2 separate regions of the Homo sapiens genome follow, and region 1 is linked to region 2. Evidence: chromatin loops called from intact Hi-C (ENCODE). Cell type or tissue: heart right ventricle. All regions are shown on one strand. Links, peaks and the distances in the headings refer to the core of each region. The heading gives the core; the rest is flanking DNA.

Region 1 (2,916 bases), core at 197-2,696, 72 kb after region 2:
TCCTTTGTCTCTACTAGAGAGGGAAAATAACTGGAATTGGAAGGACAGGGAGATTGAAGGGTAGCGAGAGAGGAAGATTGAAGGGTAGCAAGAGAGGCTGAAGACGAGTGAAAACACCGCTTACCAGATTTGAAATTGGTGAGATGTTCCTTGGGCTGGTTGGGCTGAGGACCTGAGGTCGTAGGTGGATCTCCCTAGGGAGTGAGGGCGAGGACAGGGGACCGGTCTCCCGAAGGAGTCCTCCTGTCCCGGGTCTTCGGCACCAAATGTCACGCGGGTCCGTGTGAAGAGAGTCCACCAACAGGCTTTGTGTGAGCAACAAGGCTGTATATTTCACCTGGGTGCAGGCAGGCTGAGTCCAAAAAAGGAGTCAGCAAAGGGTGGTGGGATTATCATTAGTTCTTATAGGTTTGGGATAGGCATACAAAGTACCTTCTTAAGGGCTAGGGGAGAATATTACAAATTACCTTCTTAAGGGTGGGGCAGAATGTATGTATCAGTAAGGGTAGGGCAGGAACAAATCACAATGGTGGAATGTCATCAGTTAAGGCTATTTTCACTTCTTTTGTGAATCTTCAGTTGCTTCAGGCCATCTGGATGTATACATGCAGGTTACAGGGGATATGATGGCTTAGCTTGGGCTCAGAGGCCTGGCACCCACCTTTTTGGACAAACCAATGTACTTCTTAAATATATTGATTGATGTCTCATGTCTCCCTAAATGTGTAAAACCAAGCTGTGCCCCGACCCACCTTGGACACATGTCATCAGGACCTCCTGAGGCTGTGTCACAGTGTGCGTCCTTAGCTTTGGCAAATAAACCTCCTAAAATGAGACTTGTCTCATCATTTTTCTTGACTGACAGAAGCTACGCAAGACCATCTCTGCAGGCTGCTGGCAGTTCCTTGAAGAGTACAGCTTTGGGGGCTTCTTGCCAGGTGCAAAAAAACACATTCACGTTTTACAGTGTGTTAAGGATCTCTCCTGTGTTTTGTGCTCCTCCTGGTTCCACCTGACTCCCTAAGAGGCTCCAAGAGTTGAATTTGCTGGCCTATTTCGAGGGATGGCCTTGCAGAGCTCCTCATTTCCTTTCTATTTTGTCTCCTTTAACCCAGCCTGTTGCTCAACTCTTTCCCCAAATCCCCAGGAATAACCCAAGGAAGAGAAGAAAAAGAGCTGCCAGTTAAAGTCACTCCAGATTCCCAAGGCAACCTGTTCCCCTGCCCACCCCCCTGCCGCTCCCCGCGGGGAGGCAGTCCTGCCTAGCACCACAGCAGGAGAATCAGCTGTTTCCTGCCCAACCTCAGTGGCTCAGGCTGAGTCATCCTTTTCCCTGCCTGGGTCAAGGCGTGGCTTCTCCAATCCCTTACAAAATGCTTCCGCCCCAAAATGCTCAGGCCAGCCTGTTAAGGGCTGGAGAGCCAACTCATTCAGTGTCTCCTTTGAATTTCATGAATTAAAAATGACTGCACTTAAAGCCCCAAAGTGCCACTAACAGACCTGAGGTGAACCCTGTTGGCCTTTGGCAGAAACCAAACTGCCCACATGCATTAAGTCCAGCGGGAGGACTGGGGGTTGGCCAGGGCCTGGCCTCTCCGATGACTAAAGAGACATGTGAGCAAAACCAGCTGTGGTCAGCATCATTCTTTTTTTGAGATGGGATCTCACTCTGTCACCCAGGCTGGAGTGCAAAGGCGCAACTAGGGCTCACTGCAACCTTCATCTCCTGGGCTGAAACAATCCTCCCATCTCAGCCTCCCAAGTAGCTGGGACTACAGGCATGCGCCACCATGCTCAGCTCATTTTTTTTTTTTTTTTTTTTTTGTAGAGATAGGGTTTCGCCATAGGGTTTCGCCATGTTGACCAGGCCAGTCTCAAACTCCTGGCCTCAAGTGATCCACCTACCTCAGCCTCCCAAAGTGCTTGGATTACAGACTTGAGCCGCCACACCCAGCCATCATCAGTCTTGCTTGTTTATTCAAAATGTAGGTATGGGGTATCCGTTATGAACCCAGAAGCATCTGAGACAGGACTCAGTCAATTTAGAAAGCTTATCTTGCCAAGGTTAAGGATGCACCCATGACACACCTCAGGGGGTCCTGGTGACATGTGCCCAACAAGGTCGGGGCATAGCTTGCTTTTATACATTTGATGGAGACACGAGACATTAATCAATATGTCTAAGATGTGTATTGGTTCCATCTGGAAGGGCGGGACAACTTAAAGATGGGGCAGCTTCCAGGTCATAGATAGATTTTAAAATGTTCTGTTTGGCAATTGGTTGAAAAAGTTATTATCAACAGAAAGGAATGTTTGGGTTACGAAAAGGGGTTGTAGACACCAAGTTTTTATCATGCGGATGAAGCCTCTGGGTAGTAGGCTTCAGAGAGAATAGATTGTAAATGTTTCTTATCAGACTTAAGGTCTGTGTTAATGTTAATGTTGGTCAGCTTTTCCTGAATTCCAAAGACAGGAGGGGATCATGAGGCATGTCCAACGCCCCCTTCCATCATGGCCTGAACTAGTTTTTTCAGGTGAACTTTCAAATGCCATTGGCTGAAAGGAGGGATCCATTCAGATGGTTAGTGGGCTTTAGAATTTTATTTTTGGTTTGCACTGTGACACATTGCTCAGAACCAACTTAGCGCACCACTGAGGACACCTTTTGCCCCTCGTTTCCAGCACTCCACTTGGCTGGTTTTAAGGTGCTAAATTCTGGAAGGGTAGAGATTGTGTCTGTGTACCCCCATGGGTGACAAGCAGAGGGCCCTGCATGCAGTGGGTGCTCAATTGATGCTTATTACGAGAAGAGATACAAATGAATGGGGATTCTACTGATTCCTATTACTACTCAATAACTAACAAGAGCTTCACGGTACTTAGTAGCTCTTTGTACTCCTTCTCCAGTAAACTTAA
Region 2 (2,916 bases), core at 329-2,828:
CCTTTTTCGGTGGTGTAGACCCAATGTGGTTTTATAACATTTCTTTTGAATTGGTTGGTTTCCCTAGAAAGGAGTTCTCTAATATTTTGCCAGGTTTACATAAGTCTGGCTGCCAGTTTTCTCAGAAGTGATGGGGTTACGCAATCTTAACATTCAGTTTGTAGGTTTTATTTCCCTGTTTTCAGTAGGCGACTCACCCCATCTTTGTGTGTGTGATGTCCCTGAGTCCACAGCCTCCCTGGTTCAACTTCTCGAGAGAGTGAGCTTCCTTCTTTCTGTTGTGCTGGGGGAGAGGACAATCTTCTGGCATTTTTGGTGGGGGGGAAATTGCATTCCAACAGATCTTTATATACATTTTTAACTAAACCCTCCTATTTTCAGCTCTACCCTGCACCTCAGCCTCCTGGTGTCTACATTTCCCGAGGCTGTCTGGTGTTCTATATAGAGAATTAACTTACTTATTGACATTCTGCCTGCAAGCTTAGGTTTTTAGCTTTCTCCAGGCTATTTAGGTAGTTACACATTTCCAACATTTTGTTGAAATCCTGTTTGCTGATAGTCTTCTTTCAAGTTTTCTTTATATCGTGGCTTTAGGCTTTGGCATTTTGTTTTTTTGGGGTTTTTTGGGTTTTTTTTGTTTTTTTGAGACAGAGTCTCATGGTGTCACCCAGGCTGGAGTGCAGTGGAGCGATCTCGGCTCACCACAACCTCTGCCTCCCAGGCTGAAGCAATTCTCCTGTTTCAGCCTCCCAAGTACGTCGGATTACAGGTATATGCCACCACGCCTGGCTAATTTTTGTATTTCTAGTAGAGAAGGGTTTCGTTGTGTTGGCCAGACTAGTCTCGAACTCCTGGCATCAAATAATCTGCCCCCCTTGGCCTTCCAAATTGCTGGGATTACAGGCTAGGCTTCAGCCACCGCGCTCGGCCTGGTATTTCTTTACTAACATTTTAGTGGAGCTTCAGGGGGTTTGAAGAGAAATGTGAATATTCAACCTCCCATATTTAATTTGCCACAGTTTGTATCTGGGTCTCCAGTTTAATTATGTTGTCACTCCGAGGATATAAGTTACTTGAGGGCAGTGACTATGGCTCGTTTCCTTCAACAATGCTTAGCTCAGTGCTCAGGATCTCACAAATGCTAATAAGTCCTCTGTACTGATTGAAATTGGAATTCAACGAGTGCCTATTAATTAACATGCTCTGCTCAAAAGTTGGTGGGATAAAATTATGAACAGGTTCCCATTGAAAAAGACCAGGATTCTAGTGGGGGAGTTAGGATAGTAGAAACCATAGGGATAGGTTCTATAAAAGCAGGGCCATGAGAGCACAAATAATGGATATTTTGGAAAACTTTCCTGACAATTTAAAGTTGATATCAGGGATCACTGCCAAGATGTTTAACAAAACTTGCCTCTCTATGCAGAACGTTAGGTTAAACGTACCATTGGTTGACCAGGTGTAGCAGCTTCCCTCATATATTTTTGTATTTTTTATTTTTTTTAGAGATAGGGTCTTGCTCTGTTGCCCAGACTGAAGTGCAGTGGCTCAATCACAGCTCACTAGAGCCTCAGGCTCCTAGGTTCAAGTGATCCTCCTGCCTCGGCCTCCCTAGTAGCTGGAACTACAGGCATGTGCCACCATACTTAGCTAATTTTAAAATATTTTGTAGAGACAGGGTCTCACTATGTCATCCAGGCTGGTCTCCAACTCCTGGGCTCAGGTGATCCTCTCTCTTTGGCCTCCCAAAGTGTGGGGATTACAGGTATGAGCCACCGCTCCCAGCATCCTCATGTCTTCAATGACCAAGGTTTCATTCTTGCTCAGCAAGTCACCTGATAATTAGTAATTATAAGGAGAATGGACATAATTGAGAAATAAACTGGAGAGTCTCTCCTATTTATTCATATTTTTACTGTGATTTGACAAGCTAATTTATTCTATTTTTAGAAAACAAGACGTATACATTTTACATTTTTTTCAGACTGTTTTTTCAGACTCCTTTTTCTTTCTTTCTTTCTTTCTTTCTTTTTTTTTTTTTTTTGAGGCAAAATCTTGCTCTGTCACCCAGGCTGGAGTGCAGTGGCACGACCTCGGCTCACTGCAACTTCCACCTCCTGAGTTCAAGCGATTCTCCTGCCTCAGCCTCCTGAGTAGCTCAAACACTTGACCTCAGATGATCCACCCAACTCGGCCTCCCAAAGTGCTGGGATTATAGGCATGAGCCACAGTGCCCGGCCTACAGAAATTAACATTTGTAAAGCCAAGTCCACACACCTAGAATTAAGCAGACAGATTTATAAGAAAACTGGCAGGAATGTTACCACAACCAGTGCATTCACTTAAACCCAATTAATAGAGTAGTAATCTACAATTACATAAAAATTGTTATTATTATTATTATTATTATTATTATTATTATTATTATTTTGAGATGGAGTGTCACTGTTGCCCAGGCTGGAGTGCAGCGGCATGATCTCAGCTCACTGCAACCTCCATCTCGTGGGTTCAAGTGATTCTTGTGCCTCAGCCTCCCCAGCAGCTGAGATTACAGGAGCACGCCACCATGCCTGGCTAATTTTTGTATTTTTAATAGAGATGGGGTTTCACCATGTTGACCAAGCTGGTCTCAAACCTGACCTCCTCAGGCCTCCCAAAGTGCTGGGATTACAGGCGTGAGCCACTGCGCCGGCCAAAAATGGTTATCTTTAATTGTATCAAAGAATTTTGCCGTGTGTCTTAGGTTGAGTTTGATGTGGAGAAGTGTCTCAGGCAGAAATTTGCTTGCAGAAGGTTAACTGGGGAGAGCTGTCAACAGCAGGATTAAGCAGGGACGTTGGACTGTGATGCAGTTGGCACGGAGGCCTCAGCCGATCTCATGGAGGAATCCCTGGAGCAGGGATGGCAGTGCTAACT

What was found. Peaks named below come from ENCODE experiments on the same cell type or tissue, not always from the same donor. Only the 100,000 strongest peaks of a DNase experiment are listed, where the experiment ranks them.
Region 1: it touches region 2 in a loop (3-fold over the local background); 30 of 110 quality-filtered maps call a loop at or near these places.

What each region holds. Positions count from the first base shown.
Region 1 is chr10:32,138,197-32,141,112 of GRCh38, forward strand. No RefSeq gene overlaps it. Among named protein-coding and RNA genes, the nearest start is that of KIF5B, 83 kb to the left of the region's middle. RefSeq lists an enhancer at 1,041-1,770. In heart right ventricle, for the core only: a CTCF peak has its summit at 1,264; a DNase peak (open chromatin) is centred at 1,325; H3K27ac peaks cover 2,284 bases.
Region 2 is chr10:32,065,896-32,068,811 of GRCh38, forward strand. No RefSeq gene overlaps it. Among named protein-coding and RNA genes, the nearest start is that of KIF5B, 11 kb to the left of the region's middle. In heart right ventricle, for the core only: no CTCF peak of the experiment used is centred there; no DNase peak of the experiment used is centred there.